7 separate regions of the Mus musculus genome follow, and regions 1, 2, 4, 5, 6 and 7 are each linked to region 3. A link is a loop called in an ENCODE intact Hi-C map of the cell type or tissue named here. Cell type or tissue: left cerebral cortex. All regions are shown on one strand.

Region 1 (4,000 bases), 220 kb after region 3:
CAGTTGTATGCCGGAGAGAGAACCCGTTTAGGAAGTTTCCTCTGTTAAGGAAGGCGAATGCTGCAGCAGTCTTGGTGTAGTGCTGAAGGCCTGGGAAGTGACCAGAAATGCTCTAGTCGTCAGTCAGTCCAGGCTGAAAGGAGACGCTTTGTGCTGATGCTTGTGAGGGATGTGAGCAGAACCAAGAGGAAGCCAAGGCAGGCAAGCAAACAGGGCTGGTTTCCCAACTCTATTTATAGCCGAGTTAATGCCATCTCTGGAGGAAAGTCGTCCCTCATCTAAGCCCTCCTCAGCATTCCCTCATTGATCCACCCAGGGGTGACTGTCTTAGTTGATTCAAGATCCAATCAAATTGGCAATCAAGATTAACCCACACAATGTGGCAATGTGTGGATGCGTCCAGGGTGGTGTGTGTGTGTGTGTGTGTGTGTGTGTGTGTGTGTGTGTGTGAGTGATGATAAGGCCGGTCCTTAAGGACACAGTGACATCTGGTTGATTTATCTTGGTTACAAGGACACTAGAGGGAGAAAAGATCCAGGCCAGGAATTCTCAAGACAGCAAACTAAGTCTCACTCTACCTGTAAGTCTGACATTTGCCTGTCACCAGAGAATGTCCACGTTCGCGCAGGATGCTTCTCCAACTTAGGTCCCCTCTTTATTCATTCCCACGAGTGATTGACCTGCAGGTCTGTGTGTGTGCCGCCTGCATGCCTGGTCCCCACAGAGACCAGAAGAGGGAGCTGCGTTTCCTGGAGCTGGAGCTATGGGTGATTGGGAGCTACCCTGTGAGTCCTGGGAACTGAAGCTGGGTCCTCGGCAAGAGCAGCTCTTGTATCTGTGTAGTCCACAGGAGTGCAGGAGTCCGTGGAAATCAGAAAAGGGTGTGAGAGTCCCTGGAACTGGAGTTTCAGGTGGTTGTGAATCTTCCTGTGGGAACTGAATCCAGGCCCTCTGCAAGAGCAGTAATTGCTTTTGATAGCCGGCAAGTCATCTCTCAGCCCCAGTTTTACAGCGCTGCCTCAGAAACTACACTTGGGGGCTGGAGTGATGGCTTTAGTGACTAAGAGCACTGGCTGCTTTTCCAGGGGACCTGAGTTCAATCCCCAGGACCCACATGGTGGTCCACAACCGTCTGTAACTCCTCCAAGAGGATCTGATTCCCTCTTGTGATCTTTGTGGAGGTCATAGATACAGGCCAAACATCCATACACACAGAATAATAAAATAATTTTTAAAAAAAGATGGGAAAATCCACATTTGCCTCTAGTGCCACTTAGGCAGTATTTTCCTTCCTTCCTTCCTTCCTTCCTTCCTTCCTTCCTTCCTTCCTTCCTCTCTCTCTCTCTCTCTCTCTCTCTCTCTCTCTCTCTTTCTCTCTCTCTCTCTCTCTGGTTTTTTGAGACAGGGTTTTTCTGTGTAGCCCTGGCTGTCCTGGAACTCACTCTGTAGACCAGGCTGGCCTCGAACTCAGAAATCTGCCTGCCTCTGCCTCTCAAGTGCTGGGATTAAAGGCGTGCACCACCATGCCCACCTCAGTATTTTTCTCAAACTTCACTGTGAACTCAAAATTTCCTCTTATTTCAGCATAATACACTTTCGACCTTAACCTGCTCTACTCAACGATTGAAGTTATCTAGCATTTCAGGAAAGTGCTAAAATGTCAAGTTAATCTGTTTAGTCACTGCACATAGCTGGGTTCAAACGCATGCATTGCTGATGCAGAGCTATGCAGCTATAGTTCTCTGAACCTCAGGCCCTAAAGCAGAAAATAGACAATAGTAAAGCTCACCCTGGGTCCCCAGAAGTATTGAAATTCTAAGCTTTAGCTGTCCTTGAATTCACTCTATAGATCAGGCTAGCCTTGAACTCATAGAGACCCACCTGCCTCTGCCTCCCAAGTGCTAGAATTAAAGGCACGGGCCACCATGCCTGCCTGCAATGTCTGCTATAAACAAAGTCCTAAGCAACCTGAATTTATTCTTTCTTGGAAGAAGAAAACTTGCTAAATGTGAAAAAGCATCAGGAGCAGAAGCTCTGCAATGGATGAATCTTGACATAAATCGCCAGGCTCTGTGTATAAGCAGTGGCCTCTGCTTTCATCAGGCAATTAGACAAATGGGCACGAGTCCTATGCTTAACAAGTGCATGTATCTATCTCAAGAAAACCACGGAACTTCACAAATACCCAGCATCCTGAGTTATGTGTGAACAATTTTGTTGGACTGGTCATGTTTTTAGACTTTAACAAAATTGCTACTCCCGGGTGCATACACACTTCTGTGTGTGCAGAGGCAAGTGTGAACACCTACACACCAAAGCTAAAGGATCTAGCCAAAGCTAAACAGTATCTGGGCATTGTTCCTCAGGTGCCATCAGCCTTGTCTTTTTGTTGTTTGTTTGTTTGGTTGGTTGGTTGGTTGGTTGGCTTTGAAGTGAGGCCCCTCCATGGATGGGAGGACACCACACCTGGCTGTTTAGGTGGGAATGGGGATTTAAATGCAAGCTTCCATGCTTGCGTGGCAAGCAGTATATCCCTGAATTATCTCCCTAGCCCCCAAATGTTATTTCTAAAGAGTCTAATGTGCTTGCTGGGAACTTAAAACTGCTCGAAAAAGGAGTCTATTAACAAAGCATACTTCGAGTAGCGGAGTGCCTGTGATTAATGGAGCAGTTTGTGTGAGACTCTTCTAAATTCAGGTCCAGTGAGTTCCAGGAATCAAACATTGAAAATTAGATTATTCAGATTTCCCCCATCTTTGTTAATTATCGGATTTAAAAATCGCACTGTGATTTAATTAGGTGTGGGAATAAAACCCACAGCCCTTACTCTGTTCAAGGATGATAAATTCTTAATACTGAGACCAAATTAAGATTCTGTGTTCTTAATTTCTTTGCTATGACCCCCCATTGACTCACTTAACCACCTTAGTAGGTACTCAAATCTCCTCAAATTGTTCTCGTATGGATAGTTGCTAAGTGCGTGTACAAGATGGGAGATATTGTGTGTGTGTGCGTGTGACTAGATCTCTTTGTAGTTTTCTCCTAATGTGGGAGCACTGAGTAATTCCCAGGTTTCTGTTTTTTACTAGTCATTGGGCTCCTTTAAGTAGTTTCCTGAGGATAAGTTTGGCTCAAGAGTGGGTTGGTGTGTGTGCCATTTCACTAAAGGAGAGCTCCTGCTTAGGTCTGCGTTGACGTCAGACATATTTTAACTATGGATGTGGAGTGGAGTGGGTGACTAGGGTACCCAAGGGGACAGCTGGGAGCCTTGGGTGAGGCCAAGAAAGGTAGATGCTATCGTCTGACTATGGAACGTCCTCCAGAGATTTGTGTATTGAATGCATGTCTCCTGTGCATCCATGGTTCAAGATGATGAGGGCTTTCTCCTGACCCTGTCTCTCAATAGATTCATGTGGATGGGCTTAGGAGATAGTGAACGCTATAGGAGGTAGTTTTTTTTTTTATTAAAAATGATTTTTATTATTTTTTTATGTGCTTTGGTGTTTGGCCTGCACGTGTGTGGACATGAAGGTGTCATATCCCTGGAAACCGGAGTTAAAGACAGTTGTGAGCTGTGGTGTGGGTGCTGGGAATTGAACCCAGGTCCTCTGGAAGAGTAGCCAACGTTCTTATCTGTTGAGTCAAGGAGACAGATCTTGATGGGAGGAAGTAGATTCATGGGAATTTGCTCTGGGAGGCTCTGTCTTTTCCCTTAATCTCCTTTTTTTTTTTTCTCCTCTGTCTGCTTCCTGAATATCATGAGGTGAGCAACTTTATTCTGTGACATGTTCCCTGCCACATAATGCTCTATGAATGGAACCTTCTGTCACTTAGATGGGTTTTCCTCTTGTGTTGTTCCATCACAGTGATTAGTAGCTGGCTAACACAGAGGGGGAGAATATTAAAGAAAGAAGTGAGAAGTGGATGTATTTAAAATGAGAAGAAAGTATATAGATGTATATAGAAAGTATATAGATGTATATAGAAAGCATATAGATGT
Region 2 (4,000 bases), 350 kb after region 3:
GAAGAGATTAAGGACTCAAATAGATCATCTTTCTGATAGGGATCCTTTTTAAGGAAATAATTTATTTATGTGATAGATGGATTCCTCTGAGGTCATATGCAAGTGAAGTGCTTCATTCTCGAGACACAGTGTCTGTTGACTCCCCCTCTCTCAACATTCTAGGTGTTTCTCACACCATTCACGCTACAGCATTCACAACTCTAGGTGGAAAACAAGTATTTGTGTGGTTATTTTGTGTCAGATTTCCCCATGACTTCCCATTCCCATGTCTGCATTCTTTCACTAATTAAGAAATTCATTTCCCAAACCGTGTTTTGCTTGTGTTTTGTAATTTTGTGCTCTGTTCACTCTTCAGCAGTAAAATTGTTGACTGAATTTGTTTCCTTTTTACTTGAGCAACAGATGAAGTCTACTGAAAGACAGAGGTTTTTAAAAGTAAATATTCACAATTAATAGAAACAGTGCTCAAAAGAGAAAAGTGTAAAATGTTCTGGGAACTTTACACAGAACAGAGCTTGTTTAGAGAATTAAAAGTTTAAGGTCCAAGGTAAGAAATACATTCAGTATTGGAAGGTTGAATGGGAGTTGACCAGGAAGATAAATGATGGACAGAGACTAGGAAAGATTATAAAGCACAGGTTGTGTGCTGTGTCAGAAGTACGGGATGAAAGATGAATAGGTGGAGATGATGGGACCACGTCCTTTCAACCATGGTGAGCTCCCTGGGAAAGAACTCAGCCCTTCTCTTTCCTGGTGTCTGTTAACATATCTGGTATACAGTCTCTTATCAGAATCCACTAAACACAAGAAAAAACAACCTGCAGATTTTATGCTGTAAGTTTATAAACATACACATAACATGGTTAGAATAGAATTCCTGGGGAGGATGTTTGGTCCTGTGGCAACTGGGCAATGCTTTGTTAAGAACCGTTCCAGGAAGGTAGAAGTAGGGGGGAGGATTCTGACATATGTGGGGGGTAAATGTAATAGAATCTAATAGACCAAGCATAATGAAATGTGGTGTATGGCAGAGTTGCATGCACTATATCTTGGGCAGTGCTGGACACAGAATGATCCTTCATGGTGTGTGTCACTAATACCTCATTTAGCATGTCACTTTGAAGGTGTCAGGGGTAAGAATCATCAGAGGAGAGATGTCCGAGAAGAGCCTCTACTTCCCTCAGTCATCTTGAGGGCATATCTCTTGGGACACTAGTTACTGGTTTCTAACCTGCCTCTCTTTTCATCTCTTGTAACTGACCAGTGTGTGTCTGAGGTGTACAAAGTCTCTCTGCCTTTCAGGTCCTCCACTCTGAACTTCAATGATAGATACTAAGCTAACCCCTTGGCCATCTCTAGATTCTGTTGACAACTTACTCTTATCAAGCTAATTGCTCAAGCTTTCCCCACACAAGAACGGGGAGTGTGACTCTTTCAGCCTTTTGATGATGAAGTTGGCAATTACTTTTCATTCCAGAGAGAAGAGGAAGCTCTATCTTAACACCAAAGCCCCATCTATACAGCCTGTTAAAAACAGGATTTACATAAGTTTATTAATATGCATTTCTACCAAATTAGTTTTAGAGAACTATTCTTATATATTGTTAATTTGGGGGGAATGAACTAAATTTTAGCATGCACAGTGCAGAGAAAAGCAAACAACAAATTCTTTAAAGAGCAACTTTGCCGTGAGATTTGCATTCTAAATCTCCCAAGAAAAAGCTCTGGCAGCAATTCACACTGTCTTCATATTTTTCGTTGTGCCAATATATTTTTTCAACTTTTATTCTAAAAGGAATGTACTTAGTGCATTGCTTAAATGCAGGGTGGTTTCTGGTTTTATTGCTCAACAGCTCCTCCTTACGCATTGGCTAGCATAGCTCCATTGTTCAAAAAAAAAATGATGAGGCTTCACGTAGTACATTTCTCAACGAAGAGAATTATCTAGGAAGGCACAGGGCCTGGTGAGATCTGCTCTTGACTTCCTAGTCTTCTATGTCCTTTTGAAAGATTCTTTATTTCTCATGCTTTGGTCTGTAAAGTTGCTTTTCCAGAATTGATGTGCATTATAGGTGAGGGAATGTATTAAAAGTACCAGCATGTATGAAATTCTTAAACAGAAACCGAAGGCTATGTTTCAAGCACCTCCCTTCAGTGCACACCAGACCATTCCCTTGTCTTTATTCTCTGTTAATGCACAAAGAGCTTAATTCACTCAGTCCCTCTGGCTCAAAGTATATTTCAACCCAAGTCTTTTTTGTTATTGGGTAGACGTGGATGCTGGAATCTGGGAAAGATCAAAAATTTTGAGGATTTTAGTTCAACTCTACAAGCACATAGGCCTGACTCTGAAGGAAGAGTGATGGGAAAGTGGATGGACACACCCTGTTCACTATTAGCCAACCTAGACAGAGCCAGGCTTTTCAATTTTGCTTTCGTATCCACCCTACAAGGAGGTTGTGCTCTTTCGGTTTAAAGATGAGTTAACACAAGGTCTGAGAAATTCAGAAACTATGAGTTCTTTGATAACGCCTGACCTAGGGGTTGCCACCCTTTCTAATTTGTTTTCTTGTGGATGGTGTGCTGAGCAAAGGCAGCCAGAGGTACAGGGTGTTCTGCAGGCAGTCCCAGGTCATAGTGGAATCTGGGTGGGAAACAAAGTATTCTGCCGTGCCCAAGTACAGCACAGTAAACTTACAACAGGTTTCTGTGTATAGGGCTCATCTGTGAGTGTAACAACATGCATTATAATTAGAGTAAGTAGAAAAGACTGATTCTTAGCTATGCCACCTTGGGCTACCTTGGGCATGATAATCTATTTTTATTATTTGAAAGATAGAATGGTCCTTTGTATTATACTTTAATGCAAAATTCCATGAAAATTCTTTAGCTGAAAATACCAAATTGGCTATTTTTTTTTTTTTACACAAGCAACACTAGACAGTATAAACCCAATTCAATATATCTACTATCTATATATTAGGTCATTAAACCTGCCCAGAAATTAATAAATATTTAATAATCAACTCATAAGTGATAAAGAACTTATAAAGACTTTATCAATCATTATTAATTTAAAAACATTGACCTTTAGGTTGTTGTAAAAATAATGATGTTCAAGAAAAAAAAAAAGACAAATGCATAGCACAGAGAAAGGAATGAAGTGGGAGGGGGATAAAAATGGAGACTCGGGCTGGAGAGATGTCTTAGTGGTTAAGAGCACTGACTGCTCTTCCAGAGGTCCTGAGTTCAATTCCGAGCAACCACATGGTGGCTCACAACCATCTGTAATGGGATCTGATGTCCTCTTCTGGTGTGTCTGAAGATAGTGACAGTGTACCCACATATATGAAATAAATATGGCCAGAGAGAGCTGGACTGGAAAAAGAAAGTTGGGAATCCATATGGTGTTCTTCATTTTCGGGGCACTTAGGTGCAGGTGGGAGGCGGTACATCAAACTCTTTTTCAATTTGAGAACTGTTATCTTGTTTTCTGATCCACTTTTTCGAGACAAGAAAGAATGACTCTCTTAGCCTCTTTCTAGTATGAGTGTTAGTAACTGCAGGAGACTTAAAACATATCACATCAATATGTAATGGATTTTTATTTTTGATAAATTATGTTGTCCAAAGAATGATTTGTCTACCCAAGAAATTAATTTCTTCAAAGGGCATCAGATCCAAGATATCAGTGTTAATATGAGTTGCAGGTAGATTTGCTTGTCTACACTGAGCACTAGGGTTTGTTGAAAGAGTAAATGGTTATAATAATTCTACTGAAAATAGTGTATGTAATATTCAAGTGCCTATTTTGTTGTGGGATATTGTAGAGCATTCTTCTACCATGTTGGAGAGGGGGTGATGTTCTGACAGCAGAAGCAAGAACAAAGCTAGAGTAAATGCTCATGGGGGTCACACAGACTGTCCCAACTGAGGAAGGAAGTATTACCTGACTAAAGAAAGGGCATTGATATTCTATGATATATGCCCTTCCTCCTTC
Region 3 (4,000 bases):
ACCTGTTTCATTGTCTACCCTGCACACTTTAAGGCAGGATGAGATTCTGCAGCCGTGTACGGTTTTTAAAATGTGCTTGAACCTAATTCATTTAGCAAGGCTGTTGCAGAAAAGAGCACTTTAGACCCGTGGTTCCCAACCTTCCTAACTCTGTGGCCCTTTAATATGCTACAGTGACCTCCCAACCATAAAATCATTTTTGTTGCTACTTCATCACTGTAATTTAGCTACTGTTATGAACTGTAATGTAAATATGTAACATGCAGGATATCTGATATGTGACCCCTGTGGAAAGGTCATTCAATCCCCAAGGGGGTTGAGACCCACGGGCTTTAGACTCAGCACTATGGCCACGCCCCTACACATCTCTGGAATCCTTTCTTCCCAGGAAATGAAAATGCCAGCCTGCTTCCTGGTAGCAGTGAGCATCCTGGCTTCATCATGCCCTGTCCTGGTGTCAGGGATGCGCAGTTTCCACTTCTTTAATTTTGAACCTGGGCTGCCGAAGACTGCTGTAGAGCAGGCTCAGGAATCACATTCAGTAGGAACCTCCATGCCGCATTTCCTTCTGTATCCACCTACATCCCGGGCAGGCAGCAATGAAAGTCAGATATGCTCCCTTTATAAGATTCCAAGCTGGTCTAGGAACCCTTCTGTCATGTTATTAAACAAATATGTGAGAGTGGAGAGACAGAGCCAAGACAGGACAGCAGGGGTAGGATGGACAGATGAGCCACACGTGTATTAGGAGTGATAGATAGCGCCAGCCTTTATCTGCGAAGGAAATGAAGGGGCAGAGTTTTGGGGGAAAAAAGGAGATTTGGAACTTGGAATGTGGCCCAGCTGCTAAAGTGCTTGCCCGGCACCCAAAAAGCCTTGGGTTTGATTCCCAACAATGCATGTATTAGATGAGATAGGAGAATCAGAAGTTCAAGGTCATTTTTGGCTCCATAGACAAGTAAATAACAGCCTGGGACACATAAGACCTACGAGAAAAGAGCAAAGAAAGAGGCCGGATCCCTGCTTACTACCACTGAAGCCCAGAGGAGCCTCTCGGAGAAAGCGCTTTATCACAGGCAGAAAGCCAGGATGCCCTCCAAGGAGCCGGAGCGCCCTTCACACAGAGAACTCATTCCCTGCTAGTATCCGCAGGCCTGGAAGGTGGCAGCAAATCCAGCCATTAAAGAACGTGCAGCCTGCCCGCCGGGATGCGTGGGTGCCCCACCCAGAGCCTTTGTCCAACTGCTGCCATCCTGCCTGTCAGTCATTCCGGGAAGTAGGCCTGCCTGAACAGCAGAAATTCTTCCCCTTGTGTGTGTGAAAAAAACAAAAAACAAAAAACAAAACAAAACCAACCAAACAAACAAACAAAAAAACCAAGAGGCCATTTGGGGGTACACTGTTCCCTTTCAGTGGAGATGGCATGACGCTCTTTCCCGTTCTTCAGTTACCCTAAGAGCACACTTTAGCATCTAATCTCTTTTCTAAGAGTCAGGGCTTAACATTAACTTCACAAATCACTATATAGGTACAGATGAACTAGAGAGTAGTAAAGTGACCGTGACAGGCTTGCCAGATCCCTGGACCAGATGCCTAGGGACAAAGGCAGGTGACCGTTTACTTTATTTTTGCTAGAAGAACCCAAAACTACACAGAAGGGAATGGCAGTCCTGGAGGTGATATCCTGCCACTAATACAATTCGTCATTCGGTCCTGAGAGCTAAGCTCCGGGCAGCGGGTGCTCAAGCCCCGCTTACAGGATGGCCTGAGCACTAGAGAAACAGTCTTTCTGGACACGTTGGCTAGTTCCCATCTCTCCATCTCCTCATATAGGGGAACTTTGAGAACGCCCAACTTCATGGCTTGTGAGGAAGGTACAGATCACCATTTCCGCTAGATGGCGATATTTCCCCTAATCCATCCGCTTCAAGACACCCAATTTATAAAATAAATACAATCCAACGCCTTCCGAAACCACACCACATAATAACAGCACACAGGCTCCCATTAAAGTTCCAGTCTCAGGAAACTGACTCCCTCGTCGAGAAAATCTAATGCAACTACTCTAGTAAGATGCAATCAAGAGTTGCATCCAAGTGTCATTCATATTTGCACCGGTCCCCCAATACACCTGTCCCTCTACCCCTAGTTAACACTCAGGGATGAGCCATGGCTCAAGTCAGGCGCTGAGTCCTCGTGGTGCCTTGCCTTCCTCTTAGGAACGTCGGACCTTTTGGGACCCTTGCCCCTTAGCCACCACCCCAAGTCTAGCACACCGGACGCTCCTAAGCAAGGGTCACTCACACTGTACAATGTACAATGCCGACGGCCCCGGGGCAGGTGCGTTCATTTCCAGCTTCTGCAACCCGGGCCTGGGTTAAGTGAGAGAATCCGGTTTCACCGTGGGTCAGCGGGGTGATCAGATCTGTCAAGAGCTCTGTGGGTCAGGGGGGCTCTCGCCTCCGGAAGAGGTGGCCGCGCAGGAGAGAGAGCTCCAGGCGGTACACAGTGGGTGGGACAGGCGCCGGGTCTGCCCAGCCACGCGCAGCGCCTACTGCCCTCATGGCAGCATCTTAGGGGGCTGGGGGAAAAGAAAAAACACCAAACCACAAAACTTTCCTGCTGCCAAGTGCGAAGGCGAGTCATCCGAGGCAAAACCCTAAGTGTGTGAGATGAGACACCGGGTTGGGGGAGCCACTAATCAGTGAGGCGGCGGAGCGCAAGTGTCCGCAGCGCCTTGGGGACCTCAGGACCCCGTGCCCCCGCTGTCCGCGCTTACCTTGGCGGCTGCATGAGCCCCTCCAGCCCGCGGGGGGTTGGCGCTGGCGGGGCTGCGCGCGAAGACTAGGTGTAGGGCGGTCGCTCGTGGGCCCCTGGGTGAGGTGGGAGGGGCCCGGCTGGCGCTGGTCCCCGCAGCTCAGCGGACTCAGTAGCGACCCGGGGCGCTCCGCCTGCTCCCCGGCTGCATGCCTGCGAGCGCCTGGAGGAGCGAGCCTCAGGAGCGGCCGGCTGGCCAGTGCTTCCCGGGCGCAGGGCTCGGGCGGCGTAGCTTGCAGTTCCGAGACGCCTGCAGAGTAGGGCGGCCCGGGCTAACCTGCTGCCTCGCCCGGCCTGTCGCCGCCACCGCCACCGCTGAGCGCGGCGTCGCGAGGTTCGTTTGCGCGCGGCAGGGAGGGGGCGGGCCGGGCACCCCGGGAGCGGGCGGGGGGGCGAGCGCGGGCGGAGCGGAGCAGAGGGAGGGGGAGGGGTGGGGTCTGGGCTCCAAAGGCCCCGCCCCGCCGCGGTCCCACCCTTGCTGATCCGCGCTAGTGGGTGTGTGAGGACGTAGGGGGTGAGCCTGCAGAAAGCGCACACTCTCCCTGCGGGCTCGCGATCCCAGGGTTCGAGCAGCAAGTGCAGCGACCCTCCCTTCCGCTAACGCATCCAACTTTCTTAACCCTGAGCCAGGTGGCTTGGAGTCCACGTTTTCAACCTGGGAGCCTACGGTGGTTAGAGGTTTCCAATCGTGGATAAATATTGACATCTGCCGAAAGTCACCTTTGTTCTATAGGGATTTTACTCCTATTTAGAATCTTATTGGAAAAAATAAATAATATGTATATTGCATGCACAGTGCGCGAATACACGCAGTCTGGAGTAAACAGACTGTCTTGTACTCCCCCACCCCTCCCTCTGCAGTCCAGCTCAGAGGTAACCTCCGGTCACAGCGTCTTCCTCCCCCGCCCCGCACCCTTCTCGCATAGATTGCCAGAGGAAACTCCGGGCTTCTCAAAAGGATTCTTCATGCAGCTCACGCACACAGTGGAGAGCACAGCCAGCCGCCAGCAGCTCATCTCCAGGGTCTCACCCCAACACCACGTATAGGTCTGAAACCCTAGCTGGGGTGTGAAGTCAGCCGGGACACACAGCTCACACTCAAATTATCACTGAACAGTTAGCGCTGCCAGGATATTTTATACAGGGGTTACGACCCGATCTTCTCTTAATCTGAACCAAGCGC
Region 4 (4,000 bases), 230 kb after region 3:
GGATTTTGTTTTTAAGCTAGAGTTGGATGACTCCATAGGACATAGCCTTAGGATTATAATCACTCTGATGAAATACTATGAACAACAGCAACATGGAAAGGGACCATTCCATTCACCTTATACTTTCAGGTAGGCAGCTACCCAAGCAGGGCAAGAATATAGAGGCCAGACCCGTAAGGCAGGGACATGGAGGATAGCTGCTTGCTGGCTTGCCCTTTATGGCTTCCTCAGCCTGCTTTCTTACAGAACTCAGAACCACCTGCCCAAAGGTGGTACCCCCTACCTTGACTGGGCCTACCCATGTCAGTCATCAGTCAAGAAAATGCCTACAGGCAATCTGGAGGAGGCATTTTCTCCTTTGACATTCCTCCTCGAGGATGTGTCTAGGCCCCTGTCAAGTTGTCGAAACCCAACCAGAAACATGAAAGATTCAGATGGGTAAAGGATATTGCTATAAATTGCTCATATCATTTTTATGGTTTTTCAGCTTAAGACTACTTTGTATATATGTTTTTACCTGCATGTATGTTCATATGTGTACCATGTTTGGGCAGTGATCTCAAAAGTCAGAATATGGACATCTGAGTTCCTGGAACTGGGGTTATAGGCTGTGGTGAACCTCCACATGTGTGCTAGGAACTAAGAGCAGCAAGTGCTTTTAACCAAGGAGCCATGTCTCCAGCCTTTGGGTTTGGGTTTTGTCTAGAGGGACAGTGACGTCTGCTCACCATTGTACAGTGTGTCCAGAGCTGAGTAAAGAGGGTGGGATGGTGGGACACGAGTAACTCACTGCTTACCTGGTTCAATGCTAGAGAAGAAACACCTACTGTCTGACGTAGACCCGAGGTTGCAGGAGGAGGGAGATAGCTGGGCAGAGACGATGGGTGTGAGCTCACGGACTCTGAGCCGCTCCACAGGAGGAATGCAGCTGCTGCATTTACTAGGCGCTGTCTCTCACCAATGAATTTTCAGTGCAAGTACATTTTATATAAGAGGTCAAGATGTGTGCAAAATGTAGAACTGGCTGGAAATGGTTTCTGGAGTACAGAATCTGTATCCCAAGACAACTGTAAGGAATCTTTGTAAGCTCTCGGTGTAAGCTGTGTGTTGCCATGGACATAAATGAGATGAAGTGGTTGGGAAAGTCCTGGGGTTATATGCAGGGACAGGAGTGGCAGGACGGGGTGACAAGTAGTTGACTAATTACTGCAGACTGTACAGACTGGACCTTCAGCACCCTATGGTGGAGGCTGAAAGTCCAAGATTTTGACTTTCAGGGGGGAGGGGGATTGGGCTTTCTCTCTTGGCTTAGCAATGGCTGCCTTCTTGCACACCCTAGCACACACAGCCTTTCCTCTGGGCACACACGCATCCCTTCGTGCTTCATATTCTTTTTTTCTGGGACATATCCCTGCTCCATTAGAGACCCACAGGAATACCCTCATTTAACTTAAATTATTATTATTTTAAATGCTCTTGTCTCTAGTATAGCCACCTTGGGGAAGCAGGGCTTGAACCTATGGCTCTCCTGAGGACACATCTCAACTCTAAGAGGTTTCTGAATGGTTGTCTGCACAAAGGTTTTTCTATTGTGTGCTAATATTTCCCCTGATTTGTGGCAAAGTAAGCAGGCTAAGCCATCTGCTCTTTATTCAGCTGGGCTTGATTCACCCCTTCCTTCTTCCCACTCCTCCACTTCCAATGGCACATTTCCTCTGCCCATTTCTTTCTGCCAAAATTCAAATCTGCAGCACACACCAGAAGTTAGCCTGGGCTTGTGCAAACTCTCACCATGTCATCCTCATACTGCAGGGTATATATTAGAGAACATACACACACACACACACACACACACACACACACACACACACACACACATTTATGCATAGAAAAGACGTACACACATACACAGACATACGTAGACATTCACAAACAATATGCACAGATACACATAGGCATATACACACATACACAGACATACGTAGACATTCACAAACAACAAATATGCACAGATACACATAGGCATATACACACATACACAGACATACATAAGCACAGTAAGACATGTAACTTAGCTCTTTGGTTGTTAATGGTTCCCCCTTTAGGCACTAGCGTCGGAGCACACACACAGATCGGCCTGCAGGTTGATACTTGTGGGTATTAACATACTATTTAGAAGCTTTAGAGGACAGGGAGAGAGTCACTTGGCCTCTTTACCCAAGTATCACACATCTTTAAAAAGTCAACATATAATATCTGACCTGATGACTCTCATTTGGGCTTGCCTATCTGCAGGATCCCTAGAGTCCATGTCTTATGGAAACAGAGACTTCAGTAGACCATAAAGTGATTGCAATGGAAAAGCTTTATTGAGGAAGGTAGCATGCGTTTACGGCTTTGATGGGCTACCAAAACCTAGCAAATAATTATTTACAAGTTAGATGGCGGTATCTACCAGAGATCATTTTATCCAACATAAATGGAAGTGATAGGCTGCAGGCCTGTTGGTCCCCAGGGGGACATCATCCTCTGGTGAGTCAGGAAGCAGTAGTCATAGCAGGAGTGTCTCACCTGTGCTCAACGTTGCAAAGCAAGAGCCACAGATGCAGGGTGGTGGGCCGCAGTGGGCATTCCTTATACACGAATGAGGAGGGTAAAGATGAGCTAGCTCATGGCTTTTCTGTGTGTTTGCTTTTGGGGGAAGGGTAGTCACTTTTTCCTGGGCTTCCCTAAAATAGTAGGGGTGGGGGTTCTGGCATACACACCACGGCCTGTTATTCGTGATGTGGTCACAGTTTCCACACAGCATCTCTGTGCTCTTAGAAAGACAGACAGCTGTTAGCTTGCCATGAACATCACTAATCCGGGCCTTGGAGAGGAGTGGGGGATCCTTGAGGAGGGTTTTGGAAGACTGCAAAGCTGTGCAGGGGAGAAGAGGGCAAGTGAAGCACGCTGTCCGCTGCACTCTGAACCTATATGCCCAGCCTCTTCTCTTCTTGCCTTATGCATCGTGGAGCAGCTTTAAATGGTGCCCCTGTATTGTTCCAGCCCCCACCCCTCCCCACACACTTTGTGACTGTAATTGCATACTCCAGGCAGTCTGCTTTATAAAGACAAAAGGTTTATTTTAGCTCATAGTTCTGAACATATGAAGCAGAGGGACCTCATTTGGTGATGGTATTAGAGGCACATGGGACAGAGCAAGAAACGGGAGTGTGTGTGTGTGTGTGTGTGTGTGTCGAAAGAACGCCCACATGTGTTCTTTTGACTGCTTAGCAATTATCAGAGCTCTCCCCTCATCTAATTTTAATTAGATAACGACCTTCCAAAGAGTCCACCTCTCTGTTCTGTGGCCAGCGAGGTTTCCACCTTCTCAGTACCTCTGTAGGAGATTAACGAGTACCCAGAGGCATTCTCGGAGCCCTCCTTGACCTGGGGCATCTGGGGTCAGAAGTTCACTAGTTCCTGAGATTCCAGTTCCCAAGTCCCGGATGGGATGCTCCACCACATTGCTTCCTGGGACCCTGTGGAGGAGTTCTGTTGCCACAAGGCCACTTGTACCTTGGCCTTGGCAGTCACCTGTTAAGGTGACTTTTTTGACTATTTCCTTATTAGTGAGCATTTTGTGCAGGATTGTTGGCCTGCTGCTACAGAGCTCAGGGAGACCTTGGCGCACTTAACATACCAGTTTGCTAAGAAAAAAAAAACTTTCTTTTTTCTTCACTTTTAAGTTTAATGACAGATGCATTTGTTCTCCTCAGGGGTCTGAGTCTTTGTGCATTTTCCATTTAGTTGAGATCACTCTAGCATTTTACCAGGCTGAAGCCCAGCACTATGACAGTTGAGCTAGCCTGGGCCCCTTACGGGCCAGTGCATGGCTTTTATTAGCATTTTTGAAATGCTGAAGGGAGTTGCGAACATTCTCCTTTTTGAGAAGCTTTGAGGCCTCAGACTTGCAGGGTGGGAAGGAGGCCTTCAGTTCCCTTTGAAGTTGCTCTGC
Region 5 (4,000 bases), 180 kb after region 3:
TTTTCACTTCATATTTGTCTGGAAGCTGCCAGGACAAAGGGCATGTGGTGTTTTTCTGGAACAGATGCTTGAGAGGGCACGTGATGTTTGGAAAGAGAATAAGATTAACCCAACAGACAGTGGTCAATGCTGTGTGGCATTGGTTTGCCTTACCTTCTTTGCTCATCATTGTTTGTCATGACTTCATGGAAAGAAATGCACCAAAGAACTTCTTGTGATAATCAGTGGCTTCTTGCAGCTTCGGTGGCCTCAGGCTGATTGGCAGAGCCTTGCAGTTTCTTCTGGCTCGAATTGCTGTTACTGATTGGTGAACGGTGTTTGTGAGTAGATCCAGCTACCACTGCTGATACTGACAGTGAAGATTGGAATCGCCCTACAGAACACATCCCCCTTTGCCCCATTAAGTTTTTCTTTCTACTACCTCTGGTGGGTGGTAGGCTACACGGGAATCTAAAGCTTTCAAGAACTCACAGGGCCCCCAATGGAGGAGCTAGAGAAAGTACCCAAGGAGCTAAAATGGTCTTCAACCCTATGGGTGGAACAACAATATGAACTAACCAGTACCCCCAGAGCTCGTGTCTCTAGCTGCATATGTAGCAGAAGATGGCCTAGTTGGCCATCATTGGAAAGAGAGGGCCCTTGGTCTTGCAAACTTTATATGACTCAGTATAGGGGAATACCAGGGCCAAGAAGTGGGAGTGGGTGGGTAGGGGAGTGGGGGGAGGGTCTGGAGGACTTTTGGGTTAGCATCTGAAATGTAAATGAAGAAATACCTAATTTTAAAAAGTCAAAAAAAAAATAAAGTAGGTTTTGAAAAATATAAGCCTACAAATGTCAAAAAATGTGAACTTTGTGCACCATGAAATATGGTTAAGATATTTTTTTCTGATTCTTATAAAATTTAAAAGCCATTTAATTATACTACAAAAGCATGGAGCAGCAGGCTGGATGTGAGCCTCTGGCTGCAGTGGGCTAGCCCTGCCTACTCTGCACCACATAGTCACTTATCAGACAGACACTTGGGAGTGGAAGAAAGGGTCCAAGAGTGAGTGTCAGTGAAGAGGGGCAAATGGAAAGCTGTTAAGGTAGAGGTCCATGTGCCTCCTTTCCCTGGGAGCATTTGCTGAGATTTACATAAAACCTCTACAGACAAATTAGCATGCACAGCCCTTATTCGGACAGGCCTTAATCAAGTATCCATTTCCTTAGACAAATCACATGCCCCTCTTGGCCTCTCTCGCTGTGTGTTCATGAGTGCGCACGTTCATACATTTGTGTGTCAAAAAAGGTCTAAGTCATCATCAAGGTTTTCTCCGACACTAAAGATAGAAACATGATTTTTCGGGCAACATTTTCCCCGCTCATGCTTTTTCCTTTTTTTCTTGCTCTGTTTCCTTTTCACAGAATCTGTGTGTCATCTTCTCCCTCACACTCTCTAGACAGTTGTCTGTTTGTCTGTCTGCCTGTCTATTTGCAGTGGAGATCTGAGTTTGTAGAATGACTTCTCTAAATCCCAATATCCTGCTTGATGAACTCTCTCCTTTACCTCGTCCTCTAAATTTGACTCGACATCTCTAAAGATGCTCTGCTTCAAAGGTCATAGAGTACTGGTGTTTAAAAACATCCCAGGGGGGTGGGTGGGGGAAAAGAAAACAATCAAAATATCTAGGAGAGGAAAATAAGCTAGCAACATGTGAAGGATATACCATTTCTTTGTGTTGACTTGTAAACCTATGTGCTTCAGCTATCTGGTGAAGAGAGTCTTTTCAAGTTTCTTTTCCTTTTCCTCTCTCTCTCTCTCTCTCTCTCTCTCTCTCTCTCTCTCTCTCTCTCTCCCTCTCTCTAGAGGCAAGTGTAATGTTTTTATGCCCTTCCTTTCTTTCTAGGACAAAAAAATTAAGAGGAACTCATTTTTATTGAGATTAATGCAATCTCTTCTCCTCTTATTGGCAACATGAGGTTTCAGCAGATCTCCGATCTCATGCTGAATGAAAAGTATGGCCCAACAATGGAGGCAGAGGCTGGGGGCTTGAACCCAATTTGGATTAGCATGCACAGCAGCAGGCGTTCTGAAGTGAATGGCAACCAGTGTTTGGAGCTGACCAGTGTTTGGTGCTTAGCGTCAGCCCCTGAGGACTGAGGCTATTGTTCTGCTCTGATCCCAGGAGGCTGAGCCTCACAATCAGATGCTCAAAGGTGACAGGCCTGCATCAAGCTGTCAGCCAGGTGGCAGCGACAAGCTACCAGGCAAAAGTCAGGGCAGACACTGAGCTGGGAATCTTAGGGAGAACTGAATTATTAAGCTCTGTATCCTCCGCAAGTCTCAATTTCTCCTAAAAGCTTGCACAAATCATGTTTGTGTCTCAATGCCTTACCAGCCTAGAGAACAGTGGGACGACACATTTATGCATCTGCTGGCTTCTTTTTGGGTAATCGCTGAACCTTAGCACTTTCTGTTTCCTGTCCCTCCTCATCAGTCTCCCTAACATTTTTTAAGGGTAATTGACACATGTGCTCACACTCATGTTTTCCTACTTCCACCCCAGCATCTTACTTTGCTACTTAGGTGGGCAGTCCTATCGACTCCTAGCGCTCCCTGGAATTTCTATGCAAATAGCTGCATGGTCTCCAATGCTCTATTTCCAGTGGGTTCAACGTGGTGTGGGGCTGTAGGAGACAGTGAGCCATGCTCAGTTTCCCTGGGTTTCCCATCTTTCTCAGAGACACTGTGATCGCCTTACCTCACCTTCAGTTGAACAAAAGTCTGAGTGCATATGTTAACATTCGAAGTTGCTAGGCAAAGGCCAGCATGATGGCCCAGTGGGTAAAGGTGCTTGTTGTACAAGCCTGATGAACTAGACTTTATCCTTGTAAAGGTAGACAGAGAGAATCAACTCGGCAAAGTTGTCCTCTAATCTCCACATGTGTATCACGTGTATCCTGACATGTGTACTCTCAACACACACACACACACACACACACACACACACACACACAAACATATTTTCTAGGTAATTCCTGGACCTAACCTACACCCCCCACTTGCCCAGAGCCCTCATCCATCTCACTCACTGGTCTGTATTTCCAGTGGGTTCAATGTGATATGGGGCTCTAGGAAACAGTGAGCCATGCAGTTGTGAATCACAGGGCTCATGAGAAAGCTTCTGTGAATGACATGAAACATGATTCAATAATGGGAGGAGCCTGTGACTGGTGATTGAGTTGTATGCCTGGCGATTAAGCACTTGCTGTATGACTAGTGATTGAGCTCTTGCTGTATACGAAGCCCTGGACTGTGCTGAGCGTTTTGTGCCTTGTGTTGGGGAATCCAGGAATGAACCTATTTTGAGACAGGAAGCCTTAAAGAAGAGAACAAGCATACGTGTGAAAGTTCCAGAAACAAGAGGCACATCCAGGCAGGACTAGTATCTTAGGTAGCTCTGTGCTTGCCAGGAACTTCACCCAGAGACCAGAATATGACAGCTCTTCAGCATGTCCAATCCTTGCTATAACTTGATGTTACTTTCTCAAGCTGTTGTTCCCAACTGTCACAGAGGTTAACAGGAGCCAGGGCCAAATCCTAAGAGAAGACTGACAAAGCATAGGAGAGAGAGCCCAGGTAGATGTTCCCAACACACTCTCGTGATACTGGACAGTGGCCTCTGCTGCTCCCACATAGCTCATGGCCACAAAGGGAAATTAAAACTGCTCTAAGCAGGGCTGTTCATGAGTTGTGATGCTCAATAGCTTGGGTGGGTTACATGCATTTAACCTGTGATACTTGCAGTGTGATTTATCAGCATGTAACCATTGCAAGTTGAAAAAAATTTGTGCTGCCAGTTCCCAAAAGAAGGACAAGAAGGACTATCTGTGGGCTGGGGTTTCAGATTGAGACTTTGAAGGGAGAGAGAGAGAGAGAGAGAGAGAGAGAGAGAGAGTGAGTCTATTAGGTAGAGAGGAGGAAGATGGAAGCCAGCATCTCACGAAAGATGGGAGTCCT
Region 6 (4,000 bases), 340 kb after region 3:
AGGACCTGGGACATCCAAATGAACCTTGGGCTTCAACACTATGTGGGCAGTGGACCACAGATCACAAAGTGACTTCCAGGGGCAGAATGGATCATAGAGGTCTTTTGAGGAAGTCAAATCCAGAAAATGAACCATTTTTCATCTTGGCTATCTGGTCATTGCTCAGAACCAGGGCGATTGTACAGTGGGGGCACCATATTTGAGGTCTGAGTCTATGCAAGCTCCAGGCTGCACATCACTCTGTCTGCCCTACTCAGCGACATGCTCTCCTGTCCACTGCAGCCATCTCTCACACCTGTCATTGCTGTCATGTCTCTACCTCCATCTCTCTCCACTGAGTAGACACCACTCATTTCCTCTAGCTCTTTCATCTTTCCATCACATACTCATTTGTTGAAATGCCATCAGAAACTGCAGTCTCTCTCTCTCTCTCTCTCTATATATATATATATATATATGTATATATATATATATATATATATACCCTCAAGCAGATTTACATGCAAATATTCATTGCAATAAACTGCTGGGCTGGTTCAAGGTTTCTGGTTTCTGAAGCACCATAAATACATAACCATTACTGAACCTAGGCTCACATACCCTGCTGTTGCATAGAGTCAGGCTGATGCTGTTGCTAGGCAGGGCATCTGGGGATAAGCAAATTTTAAATAAATGACTACAAATTTGAGAGATAGGAAGTACTTTGTGAATATTGTCTTTAAAAGAGATCATGTGACTCTTCCTGGGTTTACCTGGTTTTCATCTCCACTGGGCCATTCTACTGGGACATGGTCTCTTCAGAGGACCAAGCATTAAATAACAATAAAGGTGCTGAGCCTTAGAGATTGCTTGTTAGATGGGATGCGTCTGGATGCAGCTGAGTGTGTTATACACAGAAGTCAGGAAACATAAAAGATCAAATACAAATCAGGATGTCTAATGAACAAAAACCTGTCTTCAGACATACAGCGAGGAGCAGGTCAAAGGGGAATGGGGTTAACATACCCAGGACAAGGCAAGAGGAGGAAGAGCTGCATGCTTGGAAATGTGTAATTCGGTATGAGAGTAGTGTCTAATTCTGTATAAGGATAATGGTTTAGACACAGTTTCAAAGCAACACGGGTCCCAGCTCCTTCGACTCCTGGGCATCACACTTTGTGACTCCTTAACTTTATTCTATGGACCAGGCACAAGGCCTTTGACAGAGAGAGGCAATCCAACACACACCGGACCTGCTGAGCACATGGGCAGGGGACCGACGATGCGTGTACCTTGTCCTTCAGTTATGATAAGCCTTAAGGTATAGCAGGGAGCAGCCAGCCAGACCTGAGGGGAAACCACGTGGCTAAGCAACTTGACCCTGGAAGCTCCCCGTCTTTTTCTAGGCTAAAAGCTGAGGAGCTTTGAGTTGTGAGGAAAAGACCCACAGATCTGTAACTCCAATACCTAGGAATTCGACTGTTTTCCCCACACCTCTCTTCTCACTTCCACGTTCTAGGCTTTCACTGTTTCCCAAGCCAATAGCGTTCACCGTAGCAGTAATTTTGACTCAGGGTGGTGCTAGGGTTGGTGTAGGGCTTGACCCCAACCCTCAAGTGTGGGCTTTGACTGATGGGGGGGACTTTTCTGCCCTGGTCGCCATCACACGGCTTCCAGACAGGTCTCTTGGGTGGATGCTTCCTATGTAGCAGAGAGTGCTTCAAAGGGAGACACAATAAATTATGCCGGGGGCTCCCAACCCCAGCTGCCAAGGGCAGAGTCACAAGCCGCAGGCCTTGTTCTTTTAGAAGAATTCTGAGTCTCCCGGGTAAGGTTTCCTGTAAGTGTGGGTGTTCAGATGGCTTGTTTTGGTGATGTTTTTTGATACATGCAACTACTTCCAGAGGCTCAGAAATGACAGAGCCCTGCCAGCAAATCTTCACACTCGAGTAAATAATAGCACAAACGACTCCCGCAGCCCAGCAGTCGTTCTTTATGCTTGCATTCTCCAACGCCCTTTCCTCAGTCTCCAGTTCCAAGCTTGTTGAAGTTTCAGCAGGGAGGCGCTAGGCACAAAAATGTTCCAGAGTCGGCTTGGCTGAGGGCGACCCGCCCATGCAAGGACAGGGAATTCCAAGATAAACAGGCCGCGTTATCGCTCCAGACTTTGTTGGCACAGGGTACGGGTTTCCAGCCCCAGAACATATTTTGTGTGGATAATGGACAAGCAGTTACTGCGTAAACACATGAGGAGCTTGCAGGTGTTGTGTTCCTCGGTGTTTGCCAACCAGATGTTCTTCTGTGGGGCTTGCCTTTTGGCCCCCTCTGTGCCTGGAGCTGAAGCGAAATGTCACTCTTTTTCTCTCTGTCGGCGAAATAAAGCAATGTTCTTATGGGAGATGCCCCAAAATAAGAATAAGCTCTAGTTTTCTCCTGCAAATGATTCATGTGTTTGTGTGTGTTGTCTTTCCTTCTCTAGTCTCTCTCTCTCTCTCTCTCTCTCTTCCCTCCCTCCCCCCTCCCTCCCTCCCTCCCTCCCTTCCTCCCTCCCTCCTTCCCTCCCTCCCTTCCTCCCTCCCTCCTTCCCTCCCTCCCTCTTTCCTCCCCCCTCCCTCCCCCCCTTCCTCCCTTCATTTTTTCTCTCATGACACTTAGGGCAAGATGCTCCTATTAAATTAAGCATGTACATCTTCCCCATCTTCCCTTTTGTGAAGGAACCACTCTAGACTCCTTGGAAAGTTTCAGAGGTGACTTTAGATCTCCTGTGCTTTGGATTGGCTTAAGATGCAGCAGGTGTCCCACACAAGGTTTTAAAACAGGGTCAAAGGGTGAGCGCATGAGAGCCATGTCTGGTCAGCAAGTTTTCTCTCTTTGTGGCTAAGCCCGAGATACATCAGGGATCAGTCAGGAGAAGGCTGTGTGCCTTACAGTGCCGGGAAGGCTGAAGGAGGCAGAGTCACGAATGGACTTGCTCTTAGAAACTGAAATGTCATCAGAAACGACTGTGAAGTTCTCTCTCATGTGTCATTAACCTAGAAAGGTTCAATCTGGCTTTCATGGAAGGAGGCTTGGCCTGAGCTCTGGCTCAGAGCAGAGGCTCATGAAAACCGGTTGCAATTAAACCTCAAAAGTCCCTCAGGTAACATAAAGTGGGCCTCACTCCTCTACTCTACCTTCCACACTGAGTTAGCCTTGGGCAACTGGGCCTCAGCAGCTGGGTCTTCAGGTTCATCCTTGTCACTATGATCAGGACAAGGCAGCTGCAGCTGCCCTGGCTCTCGGCTTCTTCTTCAACTGACTACACAAGGAGGCAACCTCCAAGCCTCCAAGAGGTTAAAGGTTGATCATGGAAAATACAAAAAAAGTGGGGGTAGGGTTGGAGTGTGGAAGAGATCAAGCTGTACACTCAATTATGTAGTACTTGGAAAAGCACTTGAGGGTTAAGACCTTATTTGTTATTTTATTTGATCCTGGCTAACAACACCTTTTGTGATTATAAATTGCCATGGTTTCTAAAATACTTCCAAGAGCAAAATGTAGGAGGCAGGGAAATTAAGCTCTCTTTGCTGGTAAGTTCTGTGGGTCATATTGAGTTTATGTAACTGACCCAGTCATTTGCCAATCAGTTGCAAAGACAATCTGACTTGAAACTTTTAAGACCAATTCCAAAGCAGTTCCCAGAAACTCAAGGGGTTAATGGACTAGGAGGCACTGTTGATGTTTTATGGATAAGATTACCAAACATGGATTAATTAACTAACTGCAGTATTTTGGAGTGGAATGTGTCAAATTTTGTGAAGTCCATTATTTTGCATGCAAGACAATGGTGGACCATCACACACCGGAGGTGCACTTGAATTTCCCATCTATTGATGGTGGCACCTCTCACTGCCTAGTGATTCCCTTTGGAAGAAATTTATCTGTTCTCCTTCTCAAAGAGAGTTGTATGAACAGGCTTCAAAGGTTGACTCTAGATTGGCATGGAAGAGGATGCTCCTGGAATTAGTTCTGACACATGCAG
Region 7 (4,000 bases), 180 kb after region 3:
ATTTATCTCCTATCACTTACACTATTAAATCCCACAAGGAATTGCTAAACCGATCTGTGCTGAAATCCAATCGGTAAAACTTAATTCGCTCACGTATGAATTTAACAGGTAATTCTGACAAGCACACTAATAGTAGCACTCACGTCTAAGCGACCAAGCAAGAGTTGGATGCCATGACATGAGCAAGAAAACTCACACAATACCTCGAAGCATTGACACAAAAATGTCCAAACTTTATTGACAGATACAAAGGGAGATTCAGATGATGGGACACATCCTACATGTCACTTGCAGGATGCAATGATGTAAGCCTGCTAATGAGCTTCATAAGTCTTAGTCTGAAATTCCCAGGGTAATTGTGTATGTGTGTGTGTGTGTGTGTGTGTGTGTGTGTGTGTGTGTGTGTGTGTGTGAGAGAGAGAGAGAGAGAGAGAGAGAGGGAGAGAGCACTAAATAAAAACGATTCTACAGTCAATGGGAGTAATAATTATTGGCTATGAAATGTATAAGAGCACACTAATAAAATAGTCGGGATGGGGCTGTAGCTTAGTTGGTAGAGTGCTTGCCGAGCAAGCTTGAAGCCCTGGGCTGGATTCCTAAGCATCACATAAAACCAGGTATAGTGGCACATGCCTGTAATCCCAGCACTTGGGAGGCTATTTTCAAGCTACATAGTGAGTTCAAGGCCAGTTGTCAAAACCGAAACAGTAACCTCCTGGACTTGTGGCGGGGCTGACTGGTCTGCTGGACCATAGTCTGCCTTCCAGAACTCGGTGGACAACCAAGTGGTCATCACACAATGCATCTTTCCAAACGGCATCGGCTCTTGGGGAGGGGAACTCAAATGAAAGCCTCTTCTCACTTCAAACACCAAAATAAACTCCAGATGGAGTCGTAATTGAAATGCAAAAATATTCTGCTATGTTTGTAATTAAGCAAATGCAAATTAAAAATAAAATGTCACCCCTCCTCCTGCCCTGGTATATTAGCAAAGGTCTGAAAAGGCTTTTGATTTGGGCAGCGACGATAGAAAGGGAACCCCCCCCCCCCTCCTGGAGACCTTGCCAGGGACTGAAAATGATTTTGAACTTCTGGAGAGCAGTACTTGGTAAAAAGCTCAAATAAGTTCACATCATTGTCCTATTCCATGTTCGGCATCAGACACACTGGTGTGGAGGCAAAAATTTACTCATCACTGTTTTTTATTCCAGTCATTTACAACAAAGTGGATCTAATAATTGGGAGGTTGTTAATCATCACATGGTTTTTAGATGAAATATTATGGAGCCAACAAATAAAACATTTTTAAAAACTATTTAATGATACTAAGATTCTTAAGAGACAATGTTAAATAAGGAAAGTATATATTATACTTGGGTACAAATATATGTCATAATTTGGATTAAAATATATAAAATTACAAAGCATTACAAATAAGCATAGGAAAACACCAATAGTGCTACATAGGGCAAAGTTATAGGATTTATGTATATATTTTCCCCAAAATTAATTAATTAATTAATTAATTAATTAATTTTGACAGAAGGTCTCACTGTGTAGACCTTGCTGTCCTGGAACTTGCTGTGTAGAGCAGTTTGCCCTCCAGTTCACAGACAGCTGCCTGCCTCTGTAGTCTCAGCTCTCTGCACCACTGTGCCTGCTATTTCTCAAATTTTCTACATTGAAAACGAAGTACTTTGGTGAACAGAAAAAGAATTATTATTATTTTTTAAAAAGCACCATCAAAGGAAACAATAAAAAAAAGTTAGAGTTTAAAAATGGAAACTAAAAACAATGAAGAAAGAACTGCTAACTCTTCAGGGATGGGCATGGACTTCGAAGGCAATAAAGGTATACCCTGCACAGTGGTGAGTGTCAAAAAGTATGTACGGACATGGCAAACATGTAAGAGATACCTGAGAATGAAAAGACGAACACGTCGTGCCCAGTTTCATGAAGAATACAGGCAGAGAAGATGGATGGATCTACAGCAGTTCACACTGAGGCCAGAGATCTTTTCGAGTGTCTTCTTTGGTGGTGGTCTAGGGACTTGGCTCACAGCAAACATTACTTTGTGAAAGCAATTACAGTACCTACTGAACAAGGAGTACTACTGCTAAGGGAGGCAAAATTTGCCACCCTGGTTTATTTCTGTGGGTTTTGTGGCTTTGGAAAGCCCTGCCGTGACATTCGGTTATAAAGCCAAGAAGAGCAGGAACCAGGGCCTTTGCTGCCTGGCAGGAAAGTGAGGTTCCCATGGGCTTGTCTAACACCTGCTGATAAACAATGCTGGCTGCACCTGGCTCCTGGTGCAACAGGCTCATTGTGAAAGCCCTCGTGGGTGGCAGTGGCTGGGAGAAACGGCAGCTGTGATATGTGCTTGCTGTGCTCCTCAATGCCAGGTCTGAATCATCCTTTGGAAGTCATTGCCACCCATGAGATCGTATAAGCGATAAAGAAGTCTAAGTTTAGGAGAACCACCAGCTGAAATGCTGCTGCTGGGAAGCTCTATGCCATTTTGATGGTCAGAGGCCCCGCCATTCTCCTAGCAACACATGAACCAATGGGCAATGCTTTGAATGGAATCAAATATGACTTCCAAGGTAAAGATTGCCAACCCATACTGGGATTTTGACTTTTCTTTTCTTTTCTCTTCTCTTCTTTCCCTTTCTTTTCTTTTCTTTTCTTTTCTTTTCTTTTCTTTTCTTTTCTTATTATGGTGACAAAGGCAACTTCAGGAAGGAAGGTTTTATTTTAGCTTATTGTTCCAGTTTACAGTCCATCAAAGAGATGACTTATACTTTGCAGAATGCTGGGGTCATGTGACATCCACAGCCAAGAAACAGTGAATGATAAATGACTGTGATCGACTCATTTTCTTCTTTTCATGTAGTCTGAGTTCCCAGCCTAGGGAATAGTGCCACCCACAGCGGGCTGGCCTTCCTGCCTCAGTTAACTTAATCAAGATAACTGCCCATAGGCATGCCCTGGGGGCATTTCTCCTAGAGATTCTAGAGCTTGTCCAGGAATAATTAATACTAATGACCACAGACTTCAAAACATAATCTCCTCTGTAGCTGTGATTGGTTCTCCACACTCGTGTGTTGGGTGTACCTTGTTCAGATGCTTGGTGTAAAGAGAATAGAGATGACACCATATTCATAGCTGGATAAGGTCCATAGATGACCTCCAGTTACCTCTGGGCAGTGCTGCCCTGAAGATCTCTGGCAAATCCACCGAGAAGCCTTGTTTGCTTAAGATGTCCACTATTTAGTATCTATTATATCAGTATAGATACTCAAGGGCATTGCAGGCTCTTCAGAGCCAGAACAACACTTAAACAAATAGCAGCTAGTGTGCTTATGAGCTTCAGATGACCTGGGCTCAAATCCTCGCTCTACTGTTGACCAGCTGTGTGGTGGCAGCATGCCGTCTAACTTCCACTACTCCTTGGTTTCTTTTTCTGTGTCGTGGGTGATCATTGGAGTGTAGGCACAGATGCTTTTGATCAGGATAACCAGAGACTTCTTACCATGAAGCTTAAAGGAGAGAACACATGGGGGAGAACAAGGGGCGTCTATAGTGTTCTAATGTCCCATCCCAACAATGGCATGTGGGAATAGTCGGGGTTGCATCTCCTCTGAAGAGAGGTGGGTGAGCTCTGCCAGCCTTCACCTCCCCAGGGCTGGGTCAGCATGCTTGGGTACCTCTTTCTGGCTTTTTCTGGTTTCTGAGAGTTGAAGTCAGGTTCCTGTGCTTGCAAGGCAAACAGAGTCATTTCCCAAGCCCCATTTGGCCATCATTGGAATAAAAGTGAAGGGGGGAAGAGTCTGTTTAGGATTACATTAACCTCTACTTTATTCTCTGGAAACTTAGTAAAGTTTGACCTCCGTGCCTCCCACATGACTCTGAGGGGTTTAATTCTTTGCTACGGCCTCGAATCTTGGTTACTTCCACTCACGGGCACCTTGCCTACCTCCCTGTCCCCTGTCACTTACAG

What was found. A loop is a pair of places that touch in the nucleus more often than their neighbours do. Peaks named below come from ENCODE experiments on the same cell type or tissue, not always from the same donor. Only the 100,000 strongest peaks of a DNase experiment are listed, where the experiment ranks them.
Region 1: a loop joins it to region 3, with 3 times the contacts of the local background. A loop is called at or near these places in 7 of 42 quality-filtered maps.
Region 2: a loop joins it to region 3, with 6 times the contacts of the local background. A loop is called at or near these places in 14 of 42 quality-filtered maps.
Region 4: it touches region 3 in a loop (2.6-fold over the local background); 15 of 42 quality-filtered maps call a loop at or near these places.
Region 5: it touches region 3 in a loop (3-fold over the local background); 6 of 42 quality-filtered maps call a loop at or near these places.
Region 6: a loop joins it to region 3, with 3 times the contacts of the local background. A loop is called at or near these places in 14 of 42 quality-filtered maps.
Region 7: a loop joins it to region 3, with 2.2 times the contacts of the local background. A loop is called at or near these places in 5 of 42 quality-filtered maps.

Annotation. Positions count from the first base shown.
Region 1 is chr7:73,157,910-73,161,909 of GRCm38, reverse strand. No RefSeq gene overlaps it. Among named protein-coding and RNA genes, the nearest start is that of Gm20083, 24 kb to the left of the region's middle. In left cerebral cortex, no CTCF peak of the experiment used is centred here; a DNase peak (open chromatin) is centred at 2,219.
Region 2 is chr7:73,023,704-73,027,703 of GRCm38, reverse strand. No RefSeq gene overlaps it. Among named protein-coding and RNA genes, the nearest start is that of Gm6567, 76 kb to the left of the region's middle. In left cerebral cortex, a CTCF peak has its summit at 1,858; a DNase peak (open chromatin) is centred at 1,844.
Region 3 is chr7:73,374,668-73,378,667 of GRCm38, reverse strand. Rgma (repulsive guidance molecule family member A) reads right to left here and starts at 3,148. Exons shown (of 4, transcript NM_177740.5): 1 at 2,780-3,148. The coding sequence starts at 2,793. A730056A06Rik (RIKEN cDNA A730056A06 gene) reads left to right here and starts at 2,894. Exons shown (of 2, transcript NR_040325.1): 1 at 2,894-3,151. In left cerebral cortex, a CTCF peak has its summit at 1,892 (motif pointing right); DNase peaks (open chromatin) are centred at 2,553, 3,108, 3,297, 3,718 and 3 more places; H3K4me3 peaks cover 3,558 bases; H3K27ac peaks cover 3,406 bases.
Region 4 is chr7:73,145,128-73,149,127 of GRCm38, reverse strand. No RefSeq gene overlaps it. Among named protein-coding and RNA genes, the nearest start is that of Gm20083, 37 kb to the left of the region's middle. In left cerebral cortex, no CTCF peak of the experiment used is centred here; a DNase peak (open chromatin) is centred at 1,700.
Region 5 is chr7:73,190,222-73,194,221 of GRCm38, reverse strand. Gm20083 (a long non-coding RNA gene) reads right to left here. Exons shown (of 3, transcript XR_882223.2): 3 at 1,790-4,000. Among named protein-coding and RNA genes, the nearest start is that of Gm20083, 8.3 kb to the right of the region's middle. In left cerebral cortex, no CTCF peak of the experiment used is centred here; a DNase peak (open chromatin) is centred at 2,086; H3K27ac peaks cover 850 bases.
Region 6 is chr7:73,035,103-73,039,102 of GRCm38, reverse strand. No RefSeq gene overlaps it. Among named protein-coding and RNA genes, the nearest start is that of Gm6567, 65 kb to the left of the region's middle. In left cerebral cortex, a CTCF peak has its summit at 2,052; a DNase peak (open chromatin) is centred at 2,077.
Region 7 is chr7:73,198,466-73,202,465 of GRCm38, reverse strand. No RefSeq gene overlaps it. Among named protein-coding and RNA genes, the nearest start is that of Gm20083, 17 kb to the right of the region's middle. In left cerebral cortex, no CTCF peak of the experiment used is centred here; DNase peaks (open chromatin) are centred at 859 and 2,368.